Regions from separate parts of the Homo sapiens genome. Here region 1 is linked to region 2. The links are chromatin contacts, found by Hi-C or POLR2A ChIA-PET in ENCODE. All regions are on one chromosome and are shown on one strand. The core of a region is the stretch at or near the end of the contact, and the rest is flanking DNA. Distances in the headings are between cores, read along the strand shown.

Region 1 (7,298 bases), core at 3,014-5,513, 420 kb after region 2:
TTCAAGATAATACAAGATGTCTTGCAAAATATGAAACCTGTTTATTCAATAAAAACTTACTAGTTGCATAGTCTACTCAAGGCACCAGTTTAGATATTATAAGGATTCAATAGATCTATACAATATTGTTTCTGTCCTTAATAAGCTAATAATCTTGAAGCCAAAATGGTTACTGGGTAATCATGTGATATAGCAAAGTAGAAAGAATGTGCTACAAGAGTGGAAAGGAAAATGTTGCTGCTCTCCTCATTAAGATGGTGTATTTCTTTCCCTATTCCCAAAAAGAAAAGTCTCTGAAGTTTAGATCAGAATGAAACATTTTAGTTTGGATAGAAAGAGATAAAAGATGAAGTCAGATTTAAGAATAAGACTCAACAATTAACAGGAATAGAAGAAAGATAAGTATTTTCTATCCTACATTGTTCAGTCTGCATTTTCAAAGAATGCCGTTAAAAGGATGTAATTAGGGGTAATGAGGTGCAAAATTTCATGTATAAAAAATGATCTTGTTAAGGGCAGTTTAGGCAGATAGTGCAGCTAAAAAATGAATTTTAACTCTCTACTAACTCTATGCCAATATTATATATCCCTGACTTTTCTCTATATCAAATTCCAGTAGAATTTTTTTAAGTCAGAAATTTAAATGAATCTGGTATACAAATCTCCTTTTGATTAAAATTATTTGAGTTTTTTTTTTCATTTAAAAGTGGGAAAATCTTATCACAGTCTTGAATAATAAAATGCCTTTTGTTCAGCTCTCATTGATTAGTCATCTTCTTACCCACATTGATCAAATTCAGGAGTCTGGACAAAGTGTCTATTACAGAGATGCTTTCCTTCCTAACAGAGGTTAGGAAGGTAGTTGGTCTGAGTACATCTCTGCAGTTGAGTCCCTCTGTTCAGCCTCACCCTCCTTAGCAAAGAGCAGAATATTCAGATGAGGTGGCTGATTCCCAGGCTTTGATAATCCTAGGACCCTTTTTTAAAAATGTATTTCTTAACTCTAATCTCATACATTTGGTCAATGAAAAACTGAATGTTTCAGCACTTAAGGTCAAAATATGTAGTATACGTATCATTTTAGATGTTATAGGAAAGCAAGCAATAGTATAAGCCTGGGTAAGTGGCAAAGGTTTCCAAAATATCTTTAAAAAAATTCTCCTATTAAGTTTGGTATCTATTGTGACAAATCCAATAAAACCCAAGATGATCCTTAGTTTGACATTCATTTGAATACACATTTAATTGAACATTTTCAAGGTGACAAGATTGACCGTGCACTAGAAAAACTCACAGATACTTTCAGACTGTGGGAGAAACTGATGAAGAAGCTCATGGTTCCTCTGCAGTGTGGTGAGTTCTCTCGCAGGTACCATAGAGTGATGTGTCAGAACCCTGATGAGCTTCTCAATCCTGCGGAATGTACAAGGCAAAGCTTTCTGATAGAGATTACTAACTTGAACTAAAAAAGAGTTAGTACAATTTTAACAGTTTTGAAAAAGCCAGAAGGGCAACTCTAGCAACTCCATGATTCCATCATAGGCTGTCACAATTGCTATTTCAGAGTGTGTGTTTGCAAGTCATTGTTTATTCAGATCCGTGTCAACACAAGTGTGTGTTCTTTTCTGCCTTGAAATTTCTTCTTGTTCCAAGTTTCACATTTTTATGGGAATATATAGGTACTTATTGCATTTTAATTTTTGTTAACAATGGAACAACAGAAGGGTAAAAAATGTGGTTCTCTCTGTTCAACTCATCTCTAAGTGTAATGCTGGAGGAGAGAGGATTATGTCATGTGGAAACTAAGGTAGAACAAAAGGTTTCAACAGCAACGTTTCAACCCCGGGAGGGTCTCAGTCTATACTTTTCTCCACCAGGTCCTCCTCTGGTGCAGCATGAGAATGGGAGGAGGAGACATCGTCAGTGTTTCCTCCTGAGTTCGCTTGCCAGGGGCGCCAGCTTTTCACGAATTCAAACAACAATGACATGGACAGGTTTACAGTAAAATATGTCTATCCTGAAAAAGAAAGGAATTGACAGCCAACCCACTGGCTGTGCTCATCGCTTGCTGAGCCGCACCAAGCAAGGCCATCTTCTGAGGATCTACAAATGTGTGGCATGGTAATGATCTCACCTTCCAAGGAGCTATGACGTATTTAATGAGGTGTGGATCCAGGGAAACAAAAGTCACGCACGCAGTATGGAGGGGATTGGAACCCATCAATATCTGAGACAAACAGTAACATAGCACGGGGACTTTTGTTACAAATGTCCTGCTCTCTTCCTCTTCCACCTTCAATCTTAGCATAGAGCATGCAGTGTGAACATCAGTGAAACCGATCTGGTTTCAAATAAAAGATTTGTTGCATTTTGACTATGAGGCATTTTGCAAGTTGCTTAACCTCTCTGAGGCGCAATCCCTTGATTTGTGAGGCAGAGATAACACCTTTTTCAAAAGGTTGATTTAAGACCATAATAAAATCATGAGCATGAGAAACTTAGCATAGAGTCTGGAACATTTCAGCTGTTCAATAAATTTTGGTTTCTGTCCATTTTCTCTACCTTTTTCCTCTCCCACTAGAACACGGGGCAGAGAAGGTCCAGTGTGTTAGCCTTCAGAATCTTTTAGTTATTGGGGTTATTTTTTTGGAGAATTTTATTTTTTGGCCTATTTGTTTGTTCTCAGAGAGATGGATGAGATCTAAAATGTACTTCTACTGTTTTCTTCCCCATTTAAAAAAATGTAAAAACCAGAACGAAACACGTCTTTCCAGTCACAGGTAACTAAGTAGGAAGTATCCAGTAACTTCTTATCTTTGGGGAAAAATGTTACCCACAATACCCCAGAGTCAGCTGGGCGACAAGGGGATCTTTTTCCTATATCCCCCGCTCAGTGCAATTCTAGTCAAAAAATTAGCCATGCGTGGTGGCGGGTGCCTGTAGTCCCAGCTACTCGGGAGGCTGAGGCAGGAGAATGGAGTGAACTCAAGAGGCAGAGCTTGCAGTGAGCTGAGATTGTGCCACTGCACTCCAGCCTGGGCGACAGAGCGAGACTGCCTCTAAAAAAAAAATAAAACTCAGCAGAACTAGTCCATGGATATAATGTGCCATCTTGAGGAAATCCACACCTTTTTTTTCCACTCTCTCTCTCTTCTTTTTTTTCAGTTGAAGTATTGTTTAGAAGGCACTTTTAATTATAATTTTGGTTAACTGATTAACGTTAACTTGTATATGACTTATATTGACCACTAAACTTTGGGCCTGGTTGCCCGGTACCATCTGTTTAATTGCCATTTCTATATGAATTCTTCAGTTTTGATATTTGTTTCTCATCTTGTGTGCATTTAACATTACAATCCCCATAAATGCTTCTTTTAAGATGGCTGAATATCTGTAAATACACTTGTCATTTGTATTTTTGGTGGAATTTTTTTGTTCACGTGCACCCTCTTTACTCCCTGGATGTCTTGAAAAAGAAACTGTGACACGTTTTTATCAATACAATGTTTTATTTATTAGTAGAAAAAATGTTAAAAATAAGTACCTATTTTAAGTGTTTTTGTGGAATAAGTAATGCAATAAAATGAAAAGCCAAACTCTGTAGAACTCAAAATGTGTTAAGTATGCAAAGACCAGAAACCTTATAAAGGTGGCAACATATTCTAGATACTTTCAAGACCTTAAGCACCCATGATTACTTGACCTCCACTTCTTTTATCATTTCTACTTGCAATCCATCAGACCTGTTTAAGTGAGAACTCGGGTAGATCTAAAGGTCTTTTCCATTTTATACTCTTTTTTTCATATAAATTTTCAGAAATGCAAAAATTGTAGTGTGAAACTGTGTGAACTTGAAATGTTTAAAGTTAGTATAGTATGTTAAAGACCTATTTGATTATGAACTAGGGCTAATAATCTTAGATTAATTCAGATTTTAATTAATTCAAACATGGGTTACCATGTTTGAATCTTGTTGTTCTAAAGTTTTCTAATTAGTTGTCTTCCCTCAAACAAGAGTGAATCCAAGTGATTGATACAGCCTTTTCCTTTTGTTTTTAGTATTCTGGGCCTAGACTCACAGTGGTTCTTAACATTAGCCACTCATTAGACTCGGAGAAGTCTAATGAGTATTCCCCAAGTCTGTGCATTCAATATAGAGTCAAGTGAGAGCACCTGGATCTGGAGAAAGGAGGCGAGGAGGTAATCTAGAAACAGCTCTGTCAGTGGTGGCCATTCATTCAGCCAGGGGAATCTTAAACACGAAGACTGAGAGATTTCTTTAAGAGAACTTTCACTTCTCTTTTGTCGTTTCCCAAAGGGTTCCATTTGTAAACCAAAGCTTAAGAATGTATTTTGGTCATAAAGGTAAATTCGCAGTTTCTCACGTTCTCAGGGACTGTTCTGAAAGCAAACTGACAGGAGGAAAGAGAAAGCCAAAGGTGAAAAAAGTGAGGCCAGTGCCCTCAGACTGACTTTCCTCATGGACTCAAGGACTTAGCCAATGTAACCTGGACACTGAGACTTTCCCAAAAATAAGACCCAGGGTGACAGTGCTGCTTCACTGAGGACAAATACAATTAAATGAAATTAATAAAATTTTTTTTTTAAATAAAAAATAAACCAGGTGTGGTGGCTCACACCTGTAATCCTAGCACTTTGGGAGGCCAAGACAGGCGGATCATGAGGTCAAGAGATTGAGACCATCCTGGCCAACATGGTGAAACCCCGTCTCTATTAAAAATACAAAAATTTGCCAGGCATGGTGGCGCGTGCCTGTGGTCTCAGCTTCTCGGGAAGCTGAGGCAGGAGAATCCTTTGAACCTGGGAGGTGGAGGTTGCCGTGAGCTGAGATCACACCACTGCACTCCAGCCTGGCGAAAGAGCGAGGTTCCTTCTCAAAAAAATAAATAAATAATAAAATAAATCATGGTCAGGCTTTGTTCCAGGCCCCAGAATTCCAGGATGGAGCAGTTCCCATGCCCGTCACCAGGTGGCAGAGGGGCTTTGCATCCAGGCCTCCCGGGCGTCCCTGGGGCAGCACCTCTGGCTTAGGAAGCAGAAGTTTAGTGAAAATTCAAGGGAGTGCAAACCTTACAGTAAAACAGAAATCTTGTCACTCTGCAAAGCTGGACTCCAGTTCAGAAAGCCAGGTCTCAGCCTTGGACCTGAGGGGTTTGGATGCTTTGGGAAAAGTAATTTCAGTGGAATCATAGGGGTATCACTCCATGGCCAGAAGCAAGCTCAGCTCCAGTGTAGTGCTGTAGTTAAAGAAACAAAGCCAAACCTGTTAAGTCTAACTTCACTTAGAAAAATAGTAAGTGAATAGATCTAAGTTTTTAAATTGTTTAAATGTTCACGGAAGAAGACACCGAATCTTGATTGTTCCCACAGTTTCCCCAAATATTACACAGTCATTGACATACAACAGAAGTTGGATTTATATTTATGATGGAAAGAAAATAGCACCCAAAATATTGACAAAGGAAAATAATGGAAAAGGCACATTTGTTTCCTTGGTTTGGCATGGGATGGAGTGGAAAGAGCATATGTTTTGACCCAAGGTAAATCTGGGTTTGAGTGTCTACTTTGCCGCTTCTCTAGACCTTTCGGCAAGAGCTACTCAGCGGCTCTAGGATTGTTTACTTGGCTTTAGAATGAGGGCTAGCGTGTGCATTAAAGCTTGTAGCTCAGAGTTGTTGCAAAGATTAAAGAAAACAAGAAGTGAAATACATGGCAGGTAGTGAGTGTTCAGAAACCTTTAGATCTCTCCCCATCAAAACTTCAGTGTGAGAAAAGTATTCTCTGGTGCTCAACCACCAACTCTGATTTTGAGACTAGAACCATGCAAAATTGTTCTGTGACCTGAAAATAATTTTCCAGATTGTGGAAATCACTGGAACATATGCTGTGGTCATCTGGCAAATTCTCTTTCTAACATTTGTGACTGAGTGCCCCTTTTAAGTACCTCTGAGAAACCCTGGAAGTTGATTTCCCATACATTTCAAATAAGTATTCTGTGAACACAGTAGTGTTAGGACATTCTGGGAAAACTCATAATGTCCTCAGCGATTTACAGAGTTAACTTGAATCTCTGTGACACCGAGGCTCCTTTAATCATAAAGTCAGAGTGAGATGATTGGACCTCTCAAAAGTACAAATGTTGCGAGTCTGCTTTGAATAAAATATACCTTCGATAGTTTCCATTTAATATAATATTACATTCAAGAATTAAGAGACTCCTGAATAATTTATCATTTTGCAAGTATAAGTGATCACTAATAATATTGCATTGTTATTTATTAACATTTATGCCCACCACAATTCTATTATGTAAATAATATAACAGATTATCCAACTATATGTTTAATACTGTGGGTATATATTACTAATAGCTGAGCATAATATGACTTGATGCACAGTGAGGAATGAAGATGAATGAGAATTCCAGCCTAGGGAATGTTTTATGGATGAAATGTACATTAGATATTTTGAGGGAGATGTCTAGGCAATATCAACACTGGATTTTGTTTTCCCGGGACAGGATTAGAAAACAAAGCCTGACTTGTATGACAGTCATAACCAGTTCTGAAAATGCACAAAAGCACTATTAAGGCCAAGTATGGACTCTAGATCATCAATGCTACCTAGTTGTCATTCATTCATTCAGTCATTCATTCGTTCACTTAGGACATGCTTATTTGTCATAGGCTGGTCATTAAGAATATAACAATCACCAAAAAAAGATACTATCAGCCAGGTGTGGTGGCTCATGCCTATAATCCCAGCACTTTGGGAGGCAAAGGAGGGCAGGTCACCTGAGGTCAGGAGTTCAAGACCAGCCTGGCCAACATGGTGAAAGCCTGTCTCTACTAAAAATACCAAAAAATTAGCCGGGCGTGGTGGGAGGCGCCTGTAATCCCAGCTACTCTGGAGGCTGAGACAGGAGAATTACTTGTACCCAGGAGGCAGAGGTTGCAATGAGCCAATATTGTGCCATTGCACTACAGCCTGGGCAATAAGAGCAAAACTCCATCTAAAAAAAACCAAAAAAACAAAAAAAAGATATTATCACCAACAAATACTCAACAAAAAAACCCTTACACAACTAAGGAGAAAATCCCCCACTGCAATGAGGAAAATGAAGAAAGTGTTCAGGGGAATTGTGGAAGTTCCATTTAAAAAAATTGCAGAAGTTCAGTGTATAAGCTGAAATGTGAAGGATGGCTAGAGATGAATTATCAAAGAATTAGGGATGACATGTTCTAGGCCTGGGGTTGGACACAGTATTCCTTATTTTT
Region 2 (7,468 bases), core at 405-2,904:
TTCAGTTTCTACTTTCTGTTTGCATTCGCCTTTATTTTATTTAATTTTATTTTTAGTTCCACAGGTTTTTGGGAAACAGGTGGTGTTTGGTTACATGAGTAAGTTCTTCAGTGGTGATTTGTGAGATTTTGGTGCACCCACCACCTGAGCAGTATACATTTGAATCCCCCTTTAGCTTGGGCAATTGACATGATGAATTACTTTGAGTTAGACTTCCTGGTTCCTGGATTTAACACTAACCACATCTATAGCTTTGGGCAAAGTATGTACATTTTATGCATTGGAATCACCTTGTTTTATAATTGAGAGTATTTTAAATTGTTATTAAAAGGGAATACACTTTACATAGTGCCCTGAAACATGTAGATGATATAGAAAAAAATGTTTTAGAGAGTACTCTGGCATACAGTAAGTGTTCAATAAATTTTTTTTTCCCTAAGCCAAAAATCTGTCTTCTAACACAGAGATGTGGCCTTATCTTTGAAAGCATTAGCAGGACCCTGTTACATGAAGACTATGACTCCTACACAAATATAGTAAGTACTGCATATCCAGTACTGGCCAACTAGTAAGTTAGTAAGATAGTTGTGGTAGAATTAGGACCATTGAATAGAGTAATAATAACAGTTAACATTTATTGTGCAAAACCATAGATGAAGCAATGTTCCAGCTGGTTTTGCATAAATTAGCTCATTTAATTCTTAACAGCGACGCATCAGCTCATGTAACAGCAAATGTTCTCCCATCTTGTAATCGGGGATACTGAGGTGTCTACTCTGTAGAAAATTTGTCCGGGTCACAGAGCTAAGAAGGGGCAGTGAGGATTAGAAGCCTGTGAGTCTTCAGTGGTTCTAATGGCTGTATTATACTTCCTCTAAAAACCACAGGTATATGTGTTTTGGCTTAAAAATATATATTAGAATGGTGATGCTGGGAAGGACTTTGGCAATCAACCAACCTAACTGCTTGAAAGCCGGGGAGCTACTCACGTCCAGGCACCAAGTAACTTGCACAAATCTTTAAAGTTAATTTCGTGTTATTTCTGGAACTGGAACCCAGGTCTCCAGGTCTCCTTAGTCTCAGTTCTATGCTCTTATGTGTCTCTTGCATTCTTCCAACGACATGATTAATATTCCAATGTGCATTATTAATTTCCTACATGGTTACTTTTTTTTGTATCCATGTCTCCCCAGTCAACTATATCCTTTCCATATGAAGTCTTAAAGTCATATAAATTAAATGAGAACAATGTGTTATACAGGAATAAGGGAATAGTTGCTAGATTTTTTTTTTTTAAAATGATTTCAATCGATAGGTATTTACGGAAAAACACTAGACTCTTTATAAATATCTTTATGCTTAAATATATTTTAATTGGCAGCACTAATAAAAGAGAAGGACTTCAACAGAAGCCTTGGGATTAATAATTACTTTGCTAAAAATGATGAATTCTTGGCTGGCATGTTTACAGGGGTTGGGCTGTGAGTCCCTGAACGGCTGGAACCCTGGCAGAGAGGAGCCCGGAGTGTGGGAAGAGGGGCATCACAGAGAGATGCATCCTACAGAGACTGGAGGACTCCGAGCTTGGGGAAGAGACAGTTAAACCTTCCCCGTGAGAGCGAGTTATATCACGCAGCGCCAGTGCCAGGTCAGCAGTCTGGCTGGAGCTGGACCGGCTGGTGGCGCCAGGCAGTGCCAAGCACCCCTGGCAGCCCTGCAGAGGGTTCTCAAATCCAGATTTCATTCTGCAGTCCCGGCAGTGTTTTGACGACTGCCTCACTAAAGGAAGCTAAAAGCTGTGCTGATGCCTCCCAGACGAGCCTCGTTGGAAGCACAGAACCTTCACGGCTCGGAGCCGCTGACACCGTGACAAAGGGAGCCCTGCTCAGGTGAGACAAGGCTCGGGGGTTCAGATGCTGGTCGTCTGGTACAGGTCTCTGCCGTGTGCATGAGAACAAGTCCGTCTGCCAGGCTGGACGCTGCTATCAGACAGATTGATTTGCCGAGTGTCTTTCAGCATTTCCCTAATTCCTTTTTGAAAAGCAAGAGCTAGGCTGATCATGCACCTGGGTCATAAAGCCCACTCTAAAATCAGGGAGATGGCTTTAGAGAGGATCCAGCCAAGGAGAAAACTAGGTCTGACTCTCGGATGTGTCAGCAACTGCCCCGAGTCTGCTCAGTAGGTCCCCAGAGGTGATTCCTCTCCATAGTCTGTGAACTCATCATGGAATGCTGGCAATGGACTATTCCACGGGGTCTGGAGTGCTGAGTTCTAGTTCAGAACCTGTCCTAGCGGCACCAGGAAGCCCTGTGGTGTTGGGCAAATCACATAACCTCTTGGTGTTTCTGTTCTTTATTGAAAAAGATGGTTATGTATTTGCCATGACAGGTTCAAACTCCTTAGGGGTAAAATTGTGCCCTATTTACCTTTGTTTGCTGAGTCCTTGGCACAAGGCCTGGTGTTTGACACACCTAAAAATTACCCATGGACTCTGTGCTTTGGGACAGAAAAGGTGATGACAAGATGCAGGTGTAAACTTGGAAAGGCCATGAGATCTAGGTTATAGTCTCAGTGAAGTCAGCTACCCATTCAGAGCCCTGTAAAATGAATACAGCCATGTTTTGTGTTGTGTGATGACATCAGTGCAGATGTGAGCCAGACTTAGGCTCATGGTGGGCACTTCAGCAGGTGCTAGCCCTGGTGGGCTTAGCTTTGTGTATGTCAGACCCCAGTGACAGGTCTAAGGGTTGGAGAGGAGACCGGGAGTGATGTCAGGCTCTGGGATGAGGGCGTATTTGGAACAGTATGGCTGAAGCCCTGTCATGATGACCAAATTGTTCTGATGACTCTGAGCCATTCCCCAGTTGGAGTCAATCTCCAGGATGACTGATCCACTGGGCAGAGTCTGGTGTTAAGAGACAACACGGTGCTCGCAGTCAGGCAGATGTTCTTGTTTCAATACCAAACAGATACATCCAGAAGGCAAATAGAATGGTCTTAGCTTCCTGATTAAATCTCACTTGCCTCCCCCACTGCCTTGGGGGCCCTGTTCGAGCTTCCTCCTTTGCCTGACCGTGTTAATATTGGAGGACGTGATCTCCATTCTCTTGCTGCTATATTCCCTTCTGGCCTTATTGTGGGAGATGCCCTGCTTCATTGCTTCCGTGACAACTATTGCTTGTATTTTTCTGCTTGCTTCCCGATATTTCTCATCTTCATGCCTCTGCTTAAGCTGGGCACCCTCTCCAGTGACCTGAATGACTTGTATTCATTGTTTAAGGCTACGCTGCGCTCCCACTTCCTCCAAAACGCCTCCCCCTGATCTTTTAGGTGTTTCTCTCCTTGTCCTGAAAAACACCCAGCATTGTATCTATTACATAAGATTGTACTGCTATTATCTACACCCTGCCCCATTCATCTGTGCTCCTTGAAGGAAGGGACTGTGGTTTCACATCCTGATATATCCAGAGTCTAGTGCAATGCCTGGCTCACAGGATGGAGAACCTTGTCCAACTGTGGGGAGGAAGAAAGAATATCCAATTTCTGGGAAGATGACAATTTCTGGGGGCTTCCAAGAGTTTCATGGTCCTCAAGAAGACTGTGGCTCTGGTTGACAACAACAACCAGGAAACCAAAGTAGAAACCCAGAGCCCAGACACCAGCACTGGGGGTCTCAGGGAGGCTACAGCTCAAGGGCTGGGGGACATGGGTGCTCTGGGCTCACTGTAGGGAGAGAGATTCCCACAGTTGAAGGCACCCAGCTCCTCCAGGGCACCAGCCTTGGTTTGAGCTATGCTGGATGGGGCGGAGGCTGAACCTTGGTCTCACAATGGAATTAAGATTGAATGGTGGGGTGGACAGTGAGGTCAAACACTCAGTGAGGATCAGTTGCATTGTTAGACTATTTATTCCAGCATTGATTTGCTCCCAGATGACAATATGTTGTTTTAGGATTTGGGTAATTTGCACAAAGAGGTTTTTAAGGCCCTGACTTCGTCCTGGTGTAGACAGTGAGGAGATCTTCCTGGTGGAGCCTGGGTGCATGCATGCAGTGTTTCTAATTAGTCATGCAGCAGGACGAGGAGGACCACAGCCTCCATGGTTCTTCCTGTTGGATGTGACCATCCTTTGAGCAGAGATTGCTACAAAGGCAAAGCTGGAACAGCATGGATGCCTAACTGCGCCCATGAGGCAGAGTCTTTGAGTTGTGACCGACACATCTCACACTAGTTTAGGCAAGAGAGGAAATGTATCGGGTCAGGTGACCAGGAAGATTAAACACAACTTTGACCCAGCTGGACCCATGGGCTGAATAAAGTCAACAAATATAAGTATTGTTTTTTGTTCATTTTTTCTCTACTTCTCAAGTTTGCTTTTTTTCTGAATTTTCTTTCATACAAGCAAACACTCTCCATGGATTGTCAGAGAGAACTCTGACAGTTCTCATTAGTAACTCCAATGATAAAAGAGGACCCCTTTCCCTAGAGTTCTCGCAAAATCCTCAGATCCTTTGTTGGGCCTTGTTCGGCTCACAAACACATCCCAAATACAGCCCTGGGGTCTGGGGATGCAGTGTTCTGAGAGGCCCAGCGTGGGTCAGTCCCTTCCCTGGCCCTGCCCCTGCCCCATCCCCATATGAGAAGTGCATGCAATAAAGCTACAACTCAAGCTGGCAGGGCAAGAGGGGAGCTTAGAAATTATCTGGTTGACTTCCCTCATTTTAGGTTTATTAATTTGGAAAAGGAGTAATGCCATGAATATTTTATGTACTTACTGGTTACAATTTAGAGAATTAAAATGAAAATAAAAACCACGCATAATCCTCTAACGTTTAGATGTACTTCTGATCATTTGATATTTTCCCCAAATACTTTAAAAGTTATCTACATCATTTGAAATATATTAATATTTTGGAGCTCCGAATTTACCTTAACCATTTTTCCTTGTCATTCACTTTTCAAAATTATTTAATGACCTTCCTTAGCACGAATATATTCATTTATCAAAATTCATTCAGCCATTCCCCTAGTATCAATACCTTCTTTTTAGGGGTGAAGAAATTGAGGTCTAGAGAAGGTAAGTGATCTTCCAAGATTGGCAGCAGAGCTAAGACAATCTTGTTTATACCTTATTTATCAAAGTTAAATTACCTACCTAAGGTCCTTATCTCTCTCTATATATAGATAGATGTCTGGAAGACATGGAAAAGTGATTCCATTCTTTTTTCTTTTTGGTGGCTTTAAAAATTGGCAGATAGGCCAGGCATGGTGGTTCATACCTGTAATCCCAGCACCTTGGGTGGCCGAGGAGGGCGGGTCACCTGTGGTCAGGAGTTCGAGACCAGCCTGGTCAACACAGTGAAACTCCGTCTCTACTAAAAATACATAAATTAACCTGGCATGGTGGCAGGCACCTGTAATCCCAGCTACTTGGGAGGCTGAGGCAGGAGAATCGCTTGAACCTGAGAGGCGGAGGTTGTGGTGAGAGGCGGAGGTTGTGGTGAGAGGTGGAGGTTGTGGTGAGAGGTGGAGGTTGTGGTGAGAGGCGGAGGTTGTGGTGAGAGGCGGAGGTTGTGGTGAGAGGTGGAGGTTGTGGTGAGAGGTGGAGGTTGTGAGCCATTGCACTCTAGCGTGGGCAACAAGAGCAAGGCTCCATCTCAAAAAAAAAAATTTGTCAGATAAGAAAGAGAGACGTATTTGATCTGAGTAAAACGCTCCTCCCAAAATGAGGCCACCTGAAGCCCTGATGAGAAGTTATCCTCAGAGGAGGAGCCAGTGTAGCAGGTAGAAGTTGGGTTAGTTACCGGGGGGTGGGGGGAGGGCATCAGCAATGAGCTTTTCTACATTGGCAAAGATGGAGAGCATATTGACAATGCACACTCTTCATGAAGGGCCACATGTAGGTGCTGCCTCTGCCTGTACATTTTCATCCATTCCACAGATACTGATTGCTCCCCTACTCTCTGCCAGGCACAGTTCTAGGCACTGAAGATAAGCAGAGAAAAGATAGGAGCTGTGCTCCCAGGGAGCACTGCTAGGCATGAAAGATGGCACAGAAAATTAGATAAAGAAATAAATGAAGAAGACAAGATGGAGACGGATGTTAATTCACATGGTGAACAATGATGAGGACTGGAGAGTGTTGGATTGGGACTAAGTTGTTGAAGTGGCTACTTAGGAGGTGAAGATTGGGTTCAATTGTGAAGGAGAAGATGGGCCGGGAGAGAGAGCATCGCGAGCCAGGGTGAGCTGGTTCAAAGGTCCTGGGTTAGGTGGTGCAGGGCTTGTTTGAGGAACAGAAGGAAGGCCAGCCTGTGTGGCCCATGGCTGAGCCTAAGAGGAGGGTGTGGAGTCAGCCTAGACTGAGGCCAGGGACAGGCAGGGCCAGGTAAGGGCTTGGTATTTCTTTCAAAGTGTTCCGGGAAGCTCTGGGGAGTTTTCCAGCTGGGTAGTGCCATGCTCTCGTTTCTACTTGGGAAGATCACACTGGCTTCTCTGAAAGTGCAGATTTTATGGAGCCAGGAATGGCAGCAGTGAGACTGATGAGGAGGTTATCGTCAAGGTTCAGGCAGAACACCCTGGTGCCTTATACTGGCTTGGAAAAATCAGCTGGGAGGGGCTGCTTGGAGATCAGGCCACAGGTCACAGCGGAACTGAATGGGCCTGGTGTTGGGGTGGTGAGTGGTGGCCTGTTTAGGGAAAGCGGAAAATTAAAGAGAAGCCTTACAATTTTTTAAACATATGAGAATTTAACACCCAATCTGTTTTTCCTTCATTTTTTACTTCATTCAGGAGGAAAAGTAGACAAGAGGGAGAAATTGAGATTCAAATAATCCAACACTCAGGCAGATTGCCTGCTAGCATGCTTATCTCTCATCAGCACAGTGAGGGAGGGGCCTGTGTCACTTTACAGATGAGGCAGAGGGTCCCGCAACTCCTTAAGGGTGGAACTAGGATTGGAAACCACTCCTCCTGGCTCCTCTTTTCCTGCCAAGAGCGCTGCACCAGCTCTGGAGGAAGCCTCAGGAGAGGTTACACAAGTCTCAGCTGCCTGTGGTATTTGAGTGGCCATGGAGGATGGAATTTATGCTGCTGGAATAACTAGAGCCACTGCCCCTCATCTGCAGAGAAGACACACTATCTTGCAATTGCAGAACTCCTGTGCCTCGCTTTCGAAATTGGTCATAAGCTGGAGGCTGATGTTATCTTTCCTCACCCTTCAGACCCAAGTTCCCCAACTCCTCTCACCGCCCCCAACCACCGCTTTAATGACCGGTAAACAAGCAGCTAAATGCACCATGCACTGAGGGGCTCCAGCGAGGGGAGGAGGTGACTCTTCTGAAGAAGGGCTCCACCTGAGTTACTGAGTCAGCGAAAAGGCACCTTTATCCAGGCCTAGAGCAAAACGCAATCAGCCTTCACAGGACTGGTTTCCCAGCCATGAGCTTGGGGGACAGGGCTGGCTGCA

What was found. Hi-C counts contacts between places; a loop is a spot of excess contacts on that map. ChIA-PET counts read pairs that join two places held with the same protein, here RNA polymerase II (POLR2A). Pooled maps may share reads with other maps.
Region 1: a loop to region 2 is called in a map of heart left ventricle, with 3 times the contacts of the local background. The contact joins the enhancer-like site here to the promoter of SILC1 in region 2. A Hi-C loop is called at or near these places in 1 of 168 maps with a recorded cell type or tissue (heart left ventricle), 1 of 37 single-sample maps with no recorded cell type and 2 of 50 pooled maps. POLR2A ChIA-PET finds 5 or more read pairs at or near these places in 1 of 52 experiments (Panc1).

What each region holds. Positions count from the first base shown.
Region 1 is chr2:6,348,113-6,355,410 of GRCh38, forward strand. No RefSeq gene overlaps it. Among named protein-coding and RNA genes, the nearest start is that of LINC01247, 24 kb to the right of the region's middle. RefSeq lists an enhancer at 4,184-4,303. Within about 2 kb of position 4,264, at least 2 of the 41 ENCODE cell types and tissues checked have a DNase peak (open chromatin) inside an H3K27ac peak, as active enhancers do.
Region 2 is chr2:5,931,033-5,938,500 of GRCh38, forward strand. SILC1 (sciatic injury induced lincRNA upregulator of SOX11) reads left to right here and starts at 1,655. Exons shown (of 2, transcript NR_026832.1): 1 at 1,655-1,889.